Regions from separate parts of the Homo sapiens genome. Here region 1 is linked to region 2. Evidence: read pairs that join two places in POLR2A ChIA-PET (ENCODE). Cell type or tissue: PC-3. All regions are shown on one strand. Each heading gives the region's core, and the rest is flanking DNA. Links, peaks and the distances in the headings are about the cores only.

Region 1 (7,988 bases), core at 1,930-6,929, 1.3 Mb before region 2:
TTTTGTAAGTTTTCTTTCGTTCATTTTCCTTTTAAACCAAGCCTCATCTGTGAAAGGAGGCTGAAATCTGGCAGACCTCTTTATTATGCTCTATTTGTCCACATGTGGAAACCACCAGAAACCAGTAAAAAAGAATGGGAAGTGACCAAAGAGCAGACAGAAAATACCAGTTGCCCTAGGGAGCACCCAGCTCTTCCAAGGACTGCATGGGTCCTGGTCAGAGGGGCAAGTGAAATACCGCAGCTGCCTCCTGCAGAGGGGTATCTCTTTTACTTGTGAGCAGCGTCTGCAGCTGTGCAGGCTCTCAGCAGTGCTTAGTGTCAGCCATGTCCCTTGATTTATGCTCGTGTGAGCCTCTGCACATGTGGGTGCTCCAGCAGGCTAGAGGGGGGAGGGGTGCCCCAGGTCCCCAGAGGCACAGAGCTTTTTTTGGATACCGAGCCTGAGCTGAGAAGCGTGGGATGCAAGAGTGATGTCCTGCTCCAAGTTCAAGGAAAGTACAAAGTAAGCGGAAATGCATCCCTTCAAATAGAGGAAATCCCAAGTTGCTTTTATGTTTCCCGTTATAGCTGTGTGAAGTCATATCTTGAGGTTTAGCTTTCACGTTGAGTTTCAGCTGCTTTTTATGTGTGGCGTGGTGAATGTTAGTTTTCAGCATTTCCTTATTTCAGCGTATGTTGCCTCCGCACTGATTATTGTCCTTTGTTAGTTTAGAAGTCTTGTTTTATCCAGAGAAACAGAATAGGAAAATAACAGCAATTTTGAATGGCAGCTTCCCCTCCTTTTATGATAAAAAATACAGCTTCTGTAAAAAACTGCGGCAAGAGAAAAGAAAGGGCGTACTGTTGTCCCTGGGGATAAAATAGACAGGAGACCAAAGACTACATTTCTACTGAGCAGTGCTTTTATTAATGAATTCTGGTAGAGTTTTAACAGCAGGGCACGATTTCCTCCTATTGTGACTCCTGATGACCTCCAAGAAATAATTCCTGAATGTCACGCTCATAAGACATTTTTCTGATTATGGGCTTGTAATAATTAGATGTTTATCCCTAGAAAATATTGCCAACAAAAATTTATTAATAGTGCAAAGGAGGTGCTTATGCACCTTATTATGTAAATTGTTATTTTATATTCAACATCATTACAAACGTGTTTTGAGAGGGCTATTGAGATAGATCTCCAAGACATCTGCCGTAAACCAGTACTTGGACTTACAGCCAGTGCTCTCCACATCTCTATGGTAAGGAGCATTCAGGTCAGGAGGTAGAAATGGAAAACCAGGAAGGTATTTGGTGATTAGTTTGTGAAGTTAGTTGTGTCAAGAGCAAATTAATTTTTTTAATAAAATAAGTCTCAGCAATTTTAAAACCATTCATACAAAAGAAGCAGAGTTAAAATGGACTTCACAGTAGTTTCCATGGGGATTACCAGAAGGTGTAATGCATCTTCCGGGGAAAGAAGAAGATGGAGGGAAGTAGAATAGGATGGGGAATCGTAGAGAGTCACAGTTGATTTCAGGTGCCACTCGGTGGCATTACTGTCATTGTTTACTTCCGAGCATTTAGATCTACAGCTAGAAGGGACTCAGAGAAGACAGACCCAAGAAAATCACCAAGGAATTTGCCTGTGTATAGGACTTTGAAATGGACACGTCTCCTTGAAAGTGCCACGTTGGATGTCTCCAGGCATGGATCTTGTCTAGATGGCATTTGCAGTTTTGCATGCTTTGCTATTGAAATGTTCTAGCTAATGAATGTCTTCCACTGCCTGCCTGTGTGTGTCAGGTAATGCATCTTTCTTCACAGAAGGACTGAATTCAGAGGGTTTCTTGAAGAAAATTTAAAAGCTGGTGATATCTGCATAGTTGCTTTATTTTATTTTATTTTTGAGATGGAGTCACGCTGTGTCGCCCAGGCTGGAGTGCAGTGGCGTGATCTCGGCCCACTGCAAGCTCTGCCTCCCGGGTTCATGCCATTCTTCTGCCTCAGCCTCCCGAGTAGTTAGGACTACAGGAGCCCGCCACCATGCCTGGCTAATTTTTTTAATTTTTTTTTTATTTTTAGTGGAGACGGGGTTTCACCGTGTTAGCCAGGATGGTCTCGATCGCCTGATGTCGTGATCTGCTGGGCCTCGGCCTCCCAAAGTGCTGGGATTACAGGCGTGAGCCACCGCGCCCGGCTGCTTTATTTTATTTTATTTTTTGAGATGGAGTCTAGCTCTTTCACCCAGGCTGGAGTGCAGTGGCATGATCTTGGCTCACTGCAGCCTTCACCTCCCAGGTTCAAGCGATTCTCCTGCCTCAGCCTCCCGAGTACCTGGGATTACAGGTGTGCACCACCTGGCTAATTTTTGTATTTTTAGTAGAGACAGGGTTTCGCCATGTTGGCCAGGCTGGTCTTGAGCTCCTGACCCCAAGTGATCCGCCCACCTCGGCCTCCCAAAGTGCTGGGATTACAGGTATGAGTCACTGTGCCCAGCCTGCTTTAGTTTATTTGGATGGTGACTGTAACTTTAAACATATTAATACTGAACAACTAAATATACTATGTATGCTGAAGGATGCTAGATTTTTCTAAGTCAGAATCTGACAGCTTTCTCAGTTAGCTGCTGTTTGTCAGTCCTTTGTGAACAAAAATACTGGTCTACCTCATGTTAAGGAAACGATAGGTGAAATGAGATTTATTTAATCATACCAGGTATTTTAAACAGCCAGCTCTTTTTTTTGGCAAGCTCTTAATGTTATTAAAAACATAATTTGTCACTTAAGTCTTTTCAGCATACATATAGTTTCTTAGTCATGTAATTCATAAAATAGAATTTAGAGTTGAAAGGAACCTAAGAGGTCCCTTCTAAATGTGTAGATCTTCTGAACAGTGTAGAAATTTTCCTCCACCATGTCTCTGCTGGAGGATATTGTCTGTGGCCATGCACTTGGCACCTTTCAAGGCAGCCAATTCTAGGGAATAACATTTCTTATTGGAAAATGCTCTGTTGGCCTGATTGTTGCTGCATTTTCCCCCTTGTTAATTCATGTTTGCCATTTAGCAACACAAACGAAGTCTGTTCCCCTTCATTCATGATGCTCAGTTCTTAAAGCTGAGAACATGATGGTTAAGGCAGCACAGTGAAATTGCCAACTACTTGCCAAACAAGTGGATTTGAACCAGCCTTTGCCTCATTTCTGTCCTTGGCCCGAGGGATTTAGAATCCAGCAGACCGCAACCTTCCTCCCTATTTCCCCTGTCCATTTACAGATGAATACCTGGAGATACCACAAGCTTAAATGTCTTGCCTAAAGCCACACACATTGGCTTGGAGCTTAGTGAGTTTGTATTAGGTACTATAAGTGATTTAGAGCTGATTTAGAGTATACAAGAGGTTATATGCAAATGCTGCGCCATTTCATGTCAGGGAGTTAAGCATCCTTGGATTTTGGTATCCACAGGGATCCTGTAACTAATCCATTACGGATATGGAGGGACAGTGGTACCTCTGAAGGCTGCTGGAGGATAAAGCTCTAACTCAAGAGCCGTGGATGTGGTGGTAACTTGGCAGCAGTCTCTTTCCCAAAGGCCTCCTTGCGGGAGGGAGGGCAGTGCTCATCTTAATTTTCTGGTCTCTTTCCTAGACTCACCATCATTCCTCAGGGAATCAGTTGATTAATTAACAAATGCTTGGCTGGGTGAGGTGGCTCACACCTGTAATCCCAACACTTTGAGAGGCTGAGACAGGAGGATCATTTGAGCCCAGGAGTTCAAGACCAGCCTGGGAAACAAAGCAAAACCCCCATCTCTTAAAAAAAAAAAAAAATTAGCTGACTGTTGTAGTGCATGCCTGTAGTTCCAGCTACTCAGGAGGCTGAGGTGGGAGGATTGCTTGAGCTTGAGAGTTTGAGGCTGCAGCGATTGCACCACTGTATTCCAGCCTGGGTGACAGAGTGAGACCCTGTCTCTAAAAAATAAAAATTATCCAAATGTCTAATGAGCATCTACTGTATACCTGGTGCTGCACTGTGAGGATGCCCTCTAAGAGCCCCCTGTGCGGGGAGAGAGAGGTTGTATAAAATGTTTGCAAAGGTGGAAATGGAGTAGGAGACACATATGTGAGGACATGGGGCTGCAGGGAAGGCCTTCTCAACTCCTCTCAGGCTGATGGTGAGTTAGAGACCAGCCAGGGAAATTGACATCTGAGGCAGATCTGGCTGAGTCCACCAGGGGAAGAGGGTGGGATGGTGGAGGGAAGGGGCTTGAAGGACTGAGTGTAGAGTCCTTTGTCACATAGGAAGATGTCCGTGCTTTGTGAGCAGGCAGGAGTCTTCGAAGGTTCCAAAGCAGGGAAATGACATAAGACTACTGAAGGCCAGGCATGGTGGCTCACGCCTGTAGTCCCAGCACTTTGGGAGGCCGAAGTGGGTGGATCACGAGGTCAGGAGTTTGAGACCAGCCTGGCCAACATGGTGAAACCGTGTCTCTACTAAAGATACAAAAAAAAAAAAAAAAAAAAATTAGCCAGACATGGTGGCACATGCCTGTAAGTCCAGCTATTCAGGAGGCTGAGGCAGGAGAATCGCTTGAACTTGGGAGGCAGAGGTTGCAGTGAGCTGAGATTGTGCCATTGCACTCCAGCCTGGGCGACAGAGTGAGACTCCATCCCCCACCCGCCCCCCCCCCCCACAAAAAAACACGACTGAAAATACTTGGAAATAGTCTCCTTAATTTGTTTTTTTTTGTTTTCTTTTTCCACCAATGGTGGAATTCGGATGGGAGGAGGCTTCTAATTTTCTGCTCACAATGTTGTTCCTTCACTAGTTTGAAGATTCTTCTGTTGTGAAAGACCAAGAGAACATATGATTAGTTAATAGGAGCTGTATTCTATCTGTAGCTTATCTCTTCCTGGCCCCAAATATAGCTTAAAACCTTGCTGTCCTTCCTCTGCTTACTAAAAAAAAAAAAAAAATTGTTCAAGAACTTCAGCTAATTCTGGATTTGTCTTCTGACAAAGTTCCCTGTGGTTCATACCACATTTTTGTTTCCTCCCTGGCCATGTGCTGGCCCCTGAAGTGTTTAGATCTGCTGTTTTAAAAACTGAGCTCCCTAGCCAGTCAGATTAATTGCTTTGGATCATGCCATTCTGTCTTTCTCAGATTGTCGTATGTTAGTGTCTCCTGTGCCACATAAATAGTAATCTCTTGTAGGTGTCTGAGGTATATTTTTCTTGGACTTGTCAAAATTAGTTCTCAGAGCTTAGAGATGGTGTCCTGCTGGGTTTATTGTTCCCTTGTCTTCTTGTTACTAGTTCCAAAATTATATTCTCACTTTCTTCCAGGGTTCTTGGCTGCCTAACTGATCAATTCTTTTTTGGTCAGAGTTATGGATGAATTTTATTGGCTTCGTACTTTTCCAAAATTTCAACCATGAGCCTATAGGGTTGTATATATAAATTTTTAGTAGAGACAAGGTCTTACTGTGTTGCCCAGGCTGATCTCGAACTCCTGAGCTCAATCAATCCTTCTGCCTTGGTCTCCCGAAGTGCTGGGATTACAGGTGTAAGCCACCATGCCTGGCCATATATTACTTTGTAAAATGAACAAAGTTATTAATTGAAAAGCATGAAGGTGGTGAGGATGATAGCTTTGCTTATTGCTTTTTCAGAGGTGGGTCAAGAGTTCTTATGATATGTCTTTTAAATTCTAGAATAATACCTACAGATTTCTCTTTACATCTTGATTCTGTACAAATTTGTGTGGTTTAAAAAAATGAGAGAGTTCTCTCCACTTCTTTGGTTTCTTTAGGCAGTAAGTGACAAACTCTCATAGCAATACTTCATCTACTTTGCTTTCCTTTATATTTGCACCCAAATTTCTTCATTCTCTCACGCATATATCTCTTGTAGTAGATTGTTTGGACAAAGGGCACCTTGAACTGGCAGCCTTGCATTCTGCTTGCCTGCCCAGGCTTGGTCCTGTAAGGAGACTTGTCCTTTCTTTTTGTTTGTTTTTTGAGATAGGGTCTTGCTCTGATGTCCAGGCTGGAGTGCAGTTGTGCATCACAGCTCACTGCAGCCTCAAACTCCTGGGCTAAAGTGATCCTCCTGTCTCAGCCTCTCAAGTAGCTGGGACTGCAGGCACACACCACCATGCCTGGCTAGTTTTTTTGCAGAGATGAGGTCTTGCTTTGTTGCCCAGGCTGGTCTCAACTCCTGACCTCAAGCGATCCTCCTGCTTCAGCCTCCGAAACTGTTGGGATTACAGGTGTGAGCCACCATGCCTGACTGATTTGTTCCTTTTGGTGGTCAATCTTGGTTCAGTAGTATATAAATTTAGAGTGCTGCTGTATTTTGAGCAGCTGCTCTGTCATATGAGCTTGAAATATTGGGTTCTATGCTGCTTCTATGTTGTGTAAGTCTCCAAACTGAAAGGATTTGTGACTTTAAAAAATGCCCACTTTTGCTCATATTTTTTGTTTCCTTTATTTGTTTGGCACTTGTTTTCACAGCGGTGACTTCAGAGCACAATTACTGAGAAACCTTGAGTGTTGATGTAAATCCTCCACTGGGTTCTACTATTACATACATCTTCGTAACTAGGTAAACTTCCAGGAGTCACTGAAATTTGGTATCTGTAAATGAAAAATTATATCAAATACAGATACCAGTGAAATTGCTAGATTTCATTGATGATTTCAGTTCAGTATTCTAAAGTCTGGATGTCACTTAGTACTTGGCAGGATTGCAAAGCAATGACATATGTGCATGCAGGTAGTTTTAATTCAAGCCAATTGTGAGAAGGATGTTTTATTGGTATAAGATCAGTGTAGTGTTGAGTTGGTTGTGGTTTTCAATTGCTGCTTTTGTTTTGGTTTTAAATTATAAATTAGTTCATTTGTCTTTATCATCAGTTTACAGTTGCATTGTGTCATGTGCATTTAACTTATACTAATTCAAGTCTCAATGTTTGCTTAAAAATAATTAACAATATGTATTTTTTTCATGCAACATCTCCTTAAATACAGGCCAGATGCGTTTCTTCTGGTATTCAACCATAGAAACAGCAATCCCTTCCAATGCTGCAGGAAAATTGGCAGGGTTAGGCTTTGTGAAAGGTAATGCAGCACTCAGAAAACCACATGTGCTTACTGTGTGTGCTATTTAAGTAATTTTCAAGGATAATTTTGTCTTAACCTTAGCCTTGATTTTAGAAGCCAAGCCTTGCCTAAAAGGTGACTCCGTGCAGTTTGTGGAGAGTTCTTTGGCCAGATCTATAGGATGTAGTGCTGTGTTTTTAGCATCAGTAGTGCTTTGGAGTTATAATTTCCTAATAATGAGAATTGAAGTCAGGTATGTTTTGCTGTTAAAATATGACTCATTTGTGACTCTGTTTCTAAATAGGTGTGTATTTTCTCCCCTCTGTTTACGTGGTGATAGTCCATTTTTATCACTGAGTTTGTTCTAGTGGAAAGCAGTAGTGGGTGAGAAATGTGGACTGTGTTTAGTAACTTGGAAAGCCACTGGCTTAAAGTAAAGCACATTTTATTTCCCAGAGGTGGGAGTCCTTGGGGGTAGTGATAATGTTGGTTTACTTCTGAACATTTATCCAACTAATCAGTGATGGAATTAAGTCTCTATTATTCTTTCATATTATGAAAGCTTCTAATTGAAAATGCAAAACAATTATGAGGCACTTTAACCCCATCAAGTTTATGAGAAGAACATTAAGTGCCTAGTGGATGTTTGCCCAAAGGACCCAAGTGGGCAATTCACAAAGGAGGGAATTAACCAGTAAAAAGCCACAGAAAAGCACCGAATAAACCTAGTCTTCAGAGACTCAAAAGTTAAAATATTATCCTATATCCTGTTAAATTGGCAAAACCAAAAATGATTAACATACCTGACGCTGCAAAGTCACAGTGGCCTGGTGCATTTGGACGTTGTTGGTGATGTTGTGTAAAAGACTGCATCTTCTCGGAACAGCAATTTGGCATGATTAT
Region 2 (7,988 bases), core at 1,302-6,301:
AACTAATTTTGCAAACAAAATTATAAAAACCCTTTTAATTTTTTTGTTGTAAAACATGTAGTTGATGTGAACTCGGTATGCATTTTAATATTTAACCTGAGGTCAAGGACACCCTCTAAAATTACAAGTGCTGGAGGTACAAGTCCTGCTTCCTTCATAAATGATGCGCTCTCCATCCTGAACTCTTTCTCTTCTCTCTTCCTTGCCTTCTCTGTAAGCAGTTAAATGTTTTCGGCTCTTTCGCATTGTAAAATCGTCAGCTATCCACCCCTCCTCACCTTTCAGCTAATACCATGTTTCTCTCCTCCTCTTCCCAATTTCTCAAAAAAGGTCTACACGTGTTGTCTATATTTTCTCACTCTTCAGCTCCCAGACGTATGGTTTATTTTATAACCATTCCACTAAAATGAAATGTCCTCACTAGAGACACCAACAACCTTTTTCCTAAATCCTGTTCATATGTTTCAGTTCCTTATTGATTCACTTCCTCTTGTCCTTCCTGAAGCACCGTTGCCTGGGCTTTTGTGGTATCTTTCTCTCTTGGCTTTCTTTGTACTTCTCGGGCCATTCCTTAGTCTTCCTTGCATACTCCTCTTCGCCCCTTATATGACAATATTCTTCAGTGATTTTATCCAAGGATCCCCTCTTTTCCTCCCTGGGGCAATTTCCTGGTTCATCTACTATCTTTATAGTAATGATGCCCATACCCATATCCCCAGTCTCTCTCTCTCTCCTAGACTTCACACAAATGCATCCAGCTGTCTACAGGCCATCCCCATAGGCAGTTTAGAATTAAACTACCAAATGAAATTTTCATTTCTCATCCTCATTTCCTACTCTCATCTATTCTTCCTTGTGCTCCTAATATCAAGAAATAGAACCAACATCAACCCAGCTGAAACCTGGGAGTCGGCTTTGACTCCGCCCTCTCCTTCACCTGCCATAGTCAACAATCTGAAAGTCTTAATTTTAACTCTTGTATCTTCTCTAAGTCCATTCCATTTTCTCCGTTTTCATTGCTACTTTTCTGGTCTAGGCCACCATCATGACATATCTGCGTTACTACAGCAGCCTCTTGAATGGCCTCTGCCCAACAATCTTTCTCCACTCTGCTCTACAAATGATTTAAAAAGATTTTTTTTGAGAGAGGGTCTCACTCTGTCACCCAGGCTAGAGTGCAGTGGTGTGATCATGGCTCACTGCAGCTTCGACTTCCTGGGCTCAAGCAATCCTCCCACCTCAGCCTCCCCAATAGCTGGGACCCCAGGTGTGCACCACCACTCACAGCTAAGTTCTTTTTTATTTTTGTAGGGATGAGGTCTTGTTGTGTTGCCCAGCTGATTTTGAACTCCTGGCCCTAAGCGATCCTCCTGCCTCAACCTTCCAAGTGGTGAGATTACAGGTGTGAGCCACTGCACCTGGCTGATATTTTAAAAGATACAAAACCAGTCCTGATATGCTATTGCTCAAGCCCTTCAAAGTTTTCCCCATTACTCTCAGGAAAAAGTCCAAAGTCCTTACCATGGCTTACAAAACCAGCAAAACCTGGTTCAAGTATATATATAGCTGCATCTCCTGCCTTCTCTTTTCCTACCTTGGTCCTGATAGAGTGAAATCCACTCACCCCATCACTCTGCACACTCTGTTGCTTCCAGGCTTTCATGCAAGCTACTTCGTTGGCCTGCAGCTCTCTTTTCTGCCTCTCCCTCTAGCTTACTAACACATACTGCCTTTCAGATCTCAGTGTAGAAAGCAGTTACTGTCCCATATCATCCCTCATGCCCCAAACTGGAATGGAGTCACTCTCCTAAGTGTCGAAGCAGCATATTTTATTCTAATAGGGTTTTATACATTATTACTTGACTATCTCATATTCTTACCAGGCTGTAAACTCTCGGAGGGCAGGAAGTATGCCTGTACTGTACCACATAATAAATACATGATAAATATGTGTTGAATATGCAAAGGAACAAGCAGCAGGCACACATCTGATTGGCTGCTAATGAGGCTGACCTTGGGAGGAGATCTGCTGAGTCAGTTCTCCCATCTAAAAACTTTGTTCTTAACCATTGTTCAGATGTCTTCTAAAACCATGGAGAAAGTTCTATAATATATACCAAGCACTTTGAAATAGTGGGATAAATGCTCCAAGGGAAGGTGGCCTACTTTAAGCAAGACTTGGGTCTGGCTGCACAGAACAAAATGGGCTGCCTTTATTGCAATGAAGCCATTAAAGATCATTTGTTACAAGCATTGAAATTTACTGCTGGCAGGGAAGGAAACCACCAAGTACATTCAAGGCCAGATTCAGACAAACGCTTGTTGGTGTTCACATGAATCGGTGGATGTCTCTGTCCCACACACTTTATTCTCAATAGCCTGGCACACAATTGTTGCTACATTCATAAAAGTAAGCAAATAAATACAAGAGATTACCAGATTCCCTTCCTAATTATAAAAACCTCATGACTGAACTGGATAGCAAATACTCTTTGTTGATAATGAAGAAGTATTATTTATGGACTTTTACACAGAGGCAATAGTAATGTTAGCTTTTCACTTGTGATCTCTAGATTGATTCATAAAGGAGGCAGCAAAAGTGAAGGACATTCCAAATTATTAGGGTGAATTAATTTGGAGGCAGGGGAATATTAAATTTAGGCTTAACAAATAAAGGAGCTTTGGCAGAGTTTAGTCAGACACTCAGATAGCCTCCGTATCTCATTGTGCAGATGACCTGATTGCTGGGATGAGGAAGACCTGCAGCTAGGCACTTGCAGGCACTCTTAATTTTTATGCTCACTGACATAACTGTGGCCTGTGCATAGGTATTCTTGTTTCACCATAAGCCCTAGGAGAAGCCTCTTTAAAATATGAGGTTAATACCATTCCAAGCATGACTCAAGATGTGGGGCTTAATTCTTTAGGTAGAAAGGAATATTCAGTGCAAAACTTCAATAACTCATAAAAAGAAATCCTATCATTTTAAAGTAACCACATTTGTCATGCACGTTCCTTGCAAAAGAAAAGTTAGGTTAATGATTCCAGGAAAGTGTTCTGTTGGAGGTATGTCACCCAAGCCCATGTGACGAGAGCAGGTTCTAGGTTTGATTCCCACTGTCTTTTGTGCTACCCTAATGAGCTCTGAGCTTCAGGTCTTTTTCTTACCCCTCATTTCAAAAATGAGGCAGTGCTATTTGTTTGAGGACCTCAAGAGGAGCATCCGGGGTCTAATTAGTTAATGTTTGCCAAGCACTTTGCAGATGAAAGCATCTATATTAAATTCAGAATTATGACTATTATTATCGCAAAGCTCAGATGAGCTCAGAAATTTAGGAGTGATGATTCAAGAGCCCACATTGAGAATGCTGGCGAGATTACTTGTGGAAACAGTCAAACCAGTTCCTGCAATGATTGGCTCTAAAGATTTATGTGGTTCAGCATGACTGTACCCCAAGTCATGCATGACAATAAAAATTAGACTGCACTCTTACTAATCATTTAGAACACAAATGATGGAAGGAATCCCAAGGAGCTTTACGTCTGTGTTGTCTCTGAGGCCAAATCCCCAGACAGTTAACCTGAGGAGAGACAGCCATCGGCCTCCCTAGTTAAGGGTGGTGCAGGCTAAAGACGAATGAATGTAGACTGGCAGCAGGAAGCGCCAGTTACACTAGATAAAGCATTTCACAAAACCCTAGCCTAGGATCTAAAAAATTTAGTAGGCACAAAACCAAATCAGGCAGCTGACGTGAGCTCTACTTTCTCAAAGACCCAGGGCACCATTGCTTGCACTGATCTCATTAATTTTCGAAACATTTATTAAAAGAAGATATTAGCTATAGATTTCTCATAAATGCCCTCTATCAGGTTGAGAAAAATCTCTTCAATTTTGAGTTCGCTGAAATTTTTTTTTTTTGGAAAAACAAGAATGGATGTTGGATTTTTGTCAAGTGCTTTTTCTATGTCCACTGAGATGATTTTATCTTTTTTAGCTCATTAATGTGATGAATCACATTAATTGACTTTTGAATGTGAAATCCACTTAGCATTCCCGGGACAAACTATCCTGTTCAAAACATATTATGCTTTTATGTATTTACTGTATTTGCTAAAATTCTGCATTTATTATGCTTTTATGTATTTGTTGTATTTGCTAAAATTCTGCACAATTTTGCATGTATGTTCTTTAGGGATATCATACTATACTTACCTTTTCTTGTAATGCTTGCTTTTGGTATCAGAGTAATACTGACCTCAAAAAATTACTTGGGAAATATTCTCTCTTTTTGTAAAAGATTTTGTGTAGGATTGGTATTTTTTATTAAATACTTGGTAGAATTGACAAACAAAACCATCTGAGCCCAGAACTTTCTTTGTGGGAAGGTTTTCAACAACAAATAATTATTTAATAGATACAGGTATATTTAATTTCCAATGACTTGACTATTTTTCAAACATCTTTTTGTTATGGGTTTCTAATTTAATTTCACTGTGGTCAGAGAGTATACATTATATAACTTGAATCCTTTTAACGGTATTGAGACCTTTTATGAGACAGAATACGGTTTATCTTGGTAAATATTCTGTGTGCACTCTTTTATATCCCTTAATAGTCTTAGCCTTGAAATCTGCTTTGTCTAATACTGATATAGTCACTTCCACTTTTTAAAAATTAGTTTTAGCATGGTATATTTTGGTATATTTTTAAAAGTTTTAAAAGAACTTTGAAAGTAAAAGTTCTTTTACTTTTAAACTATTTTTGCCTTTATATTTAAAGTCTGTTTCTTGTAGGCAACTGTAGTTGAGGCTTGTTTTCTTTTCTGGTCCAAGCTGATGACTTATGCATTTTAACCATTTACATTTAATATAATTATCAGTGTGGATAAATGTGAATCTATTATCTTTCTACTTGTTTTCTATTTGTCCTGTATATTCTTTGCTCCCTTTTCCCTGTGTTCTTGCCTTGTGTTTGATCAACTAAATATTTTTCATTATTACATTGCATTATCTCCTCATCCTTTTAGGTAGTTTTTCCCCTCTGGCTTTAGGTAGTTTCCCCACGTGCACAGTTTGGTCTGTACTCAGATAAATACTGAAGGGGGACCCTCTGCAGAACTCCCAGAGTTTGTTCTCTCTTTCTCTCTCTCTCTCTCTCTCTCTCTCCTCCTTGGTCTCCCCGGACTCTCAGCTCCATCTCTCTCCCCTCCCTCAACATGGCTTGTAAGTAAGCTAGAGTAGTAGCTGGGACAATCACAGGGCCTACCTCATTTGTCTACCGTCTCTCAGGGATCATTGTTGTCATATGTCCAGTGGGTCTTGAAAATTGTTGTTTCATATGTTTTGTCCATCTGTTTTTGTTTTTGTTTGCACTGTGTCCTGAATGTTTGTGCCCAACCCCCAAAATGCATATGTTGAAAACTCATCCCCAGTGTGATAATATTAAGCAGTGAGGTGCTTTGGGGGGTGATTAGGTCATGAGGGCAGAGCTCTAATGAATGGAATTAGTGTCCTTATAAAAGAGGCCCGGGGGAGCTTTTTGACTCCCTCTGCCATTTAAAGATACATAGAAGATACCATCTACCAGGAACTGTCCCAGTCCAGACACTAAATCTGTCAATGCCTTGATCTTGGACTTCCCAGCCTCCAGAACTATCAGCAATACATGTCTATTGTTTGTAAATTACCCAGTCTAAGCTATTTTGTTATAGCAGACTAAACAGATTATAACAGGTTGTTTCAGGCAGGGGAGTAAATCTGGTTACTTTTACTGTGTCTTAAGCAGAAGTGATTCTGGGTGGAAGGTGGTGTTATTTGCAATTTTGAGTTATTCTGATATAAATTGGACATGTTTTTAAACATGAGTCAGAAGATTGTCTGAAACTATTTATAGAATGTTCTAAAATATTTTAAAACACTGGATGGAACTTTTTCTTATGTTAATTAGCTCCAAAATTTATAGCACCATTAAAATATTAAAGCAAAGTAAACCAGAAACAAATAGCTAATTCTTGTTCTAGTTTAACAGTCTTTGCAAACACTGATAGAACCTCTCTCTTTCAAGGGCTTAGTTAAAAGAAATGCCTGTTAGATTTATTTGATTTTCAGCAAAGAGAGGTCACTACCAGGGTTAATAATAACCCCTTGATTTAATCTTGATCTGTAAACACAGGTCTATGTTTTGAAGACTATTATACTGAATAAAACAAACTTATTATTGATATTGGTGGCTAAATGTTTACTGCAATGTCTGCAAGATGCAAACACAAAGCTAATTTGCCTCCATGTGTTATTATCTGAAAATATATGTCTTTCATACAGTGTAGACTAAAAATATTTTTGTAGTACTCTGAAACTAATGATTTTTGAAGAAAATCAAGTTTATAAATTTTCCATATTTTTTAAAGGACAGTTTTTTTATTTGTATTTCTTTCTGATTCTATGAGCTGTTTATCATATATTAGCTATTTTTCCTTATTCTTTTTTTCAAACCCTTCATTTTTCAAGAGCATCTGTTATGAAGAATGTCAGTGTCCTATATTTCTGTGTTAATGGTAATATCTGAACACTCTCTGGAGTAAATTGCTTAATGATCTTCCAGCTTATTTTGTCTGGACAGTCAGTCTTTGCTTTTGAATTAATTCATTTTCCTTTATTTATTTCTCAAATTCATACATATATGTATACATATATATAATCTATATGAATATGTATGTTATTTATACACATATTATATATAATTATTTTTATGTAGAATTAATTTCCTTGATTTTAAGGAGAGAAAAAGTAATATCCTTAAGTTTGAAGGAATAAAGAACCATCCTTACTTCCTAGGAGCAAGATAAACACCCGGATTTGTCAGATGTTGGATTCCATCCCTTTGAAGCCATCAGCCCCCTAGAAGTGATGAAGATGAGGGCCTTCATAAGTCTCTGACTCTCTCCATCCTATTCTTCCTACAAACCTGAATAGAATGTAGTTCCTCTAATTATTCCTTTCCGCTTCTACTTACAGCACCCTAAATTACCTCAGGGATGTCACAGTGCCTTTCTGGTTCTAAAACACTCTCAGGTTTCGCCATCTCTGGGCTCTGAACTTAGCTCCCCTAGAGAGCTCTATCCTTCTACCCATGATTGGCCTGCCTGCCTCTGTGCTCACATCCAGCTTCTGTGGGCTGACATTAGCTTCTACCTCGTCTTTCACTTTGATCTTCCTGGGTGTGTTGACACCAAGGGGGTAAATCTTCATTGTGACAATTTGTCCCTCAGTTTCCTGAATTCCTTCACCAAATGTATTTTCAGTTTCTCATTTTCTGTTCATGTGATGGTGTGCTGGCACACGGAGTTTGCCCATTTTTCTTTGGCATATCAACACCCCACTTTCAGTGGTGTACAGCTGTGTAGACAGGTTTAAGGAAATGGCCAAGGAGGTAGGGAGAAACTCAAAAGAGAAAAATTGAAGCATAGCCCAATAGAAGCTGCCTTCTCGCTAACCTATTTTGCCTTCACGGTGACCTTTTGCCAAAAAAAAAAAAAAAAAAAAAAAAAAAGGGAAGAGACATGAGGTTGGAGAAAATGGTGTGGAAATGGAATCAGGACAGGAATTATGAGAAGCCAAAGAATAGATTCTAGACATTTTGCAGGGAAATGGTAGAAAATTGAAAGTTGAATCCATTGAAGGGGAGGAGATTGGGGAATGAAGGAAGATACATTATAAAGGAAGCTGGGGAACTATATGCCGCGGGATTTTCTCACAGAAAGAAATCCTGTTTTGCTGGGACCAGATTTCATCCATGTTGGGTACATTGCAGCACTGAATTCTGTGAAATGTCTGGCAGCACTCTTCTTTTTTTCTTTTTTCCATACAAGTGTTTCTGTAGATATGTAGGTTTGCTATAAACTGCTTTCACCATGCAAAAGATTTTTCCTACAAAACTTTCAAACGTACCACGTTCAAAACTCTGCGTATGAAAAAAAATGGTAAACATG

Evidence for each region. ChIA-PET counts read pairs that join two places held together with the same protein. Peaks named below come from ENCODE experiments on the same cell type or tissue, not always from the same donor. Only the 100,000 strongest peaks of a DNase experiment are listed, where the experiment ranks them.
Region 1: POLR2A ChIA-PET joins it to region 2 with 5 read pairs; 1 of 35 experiments calls an interaction of 5 or more read pairs at or near these places.

The regions. Positions count from the first base shown.
Region 1 is chr10:34,773,523-34,781,510 of GRCh38, reverse strand. The region is part of intron 1 of PARD3 (par-3 family cell polarity regulator); the gene reads left to right. Among named protein-coding and RNA genes, the nearest start is that of PARD3, 38 kb to the left of the region's middle. RefSeq lists enhancers at 130-189, 400-529, 1,664-2,164, 2,165-2,665. In PC-3, for the core only: no CTCF peak of the experiment used is centred there; a DNase peak (open chromatin) is centred at 2,507.
Region 2 is chr10:33,448,740-33,456,727 of GRCh38, reverse strand. No RefSeq gene overlaps it. Among named protein-coding and RNA genes, the nearest start is that of NRP1, 120 kb to the right of the region's middle. In PC-3, for the core only: no CTCF peak of the experiment used is centred there; a DNase peak (open chromatin) is centred at 3,437; H3K4me3 peaks cover 809 bases; H3K27ac peaks cover 1,607 bases.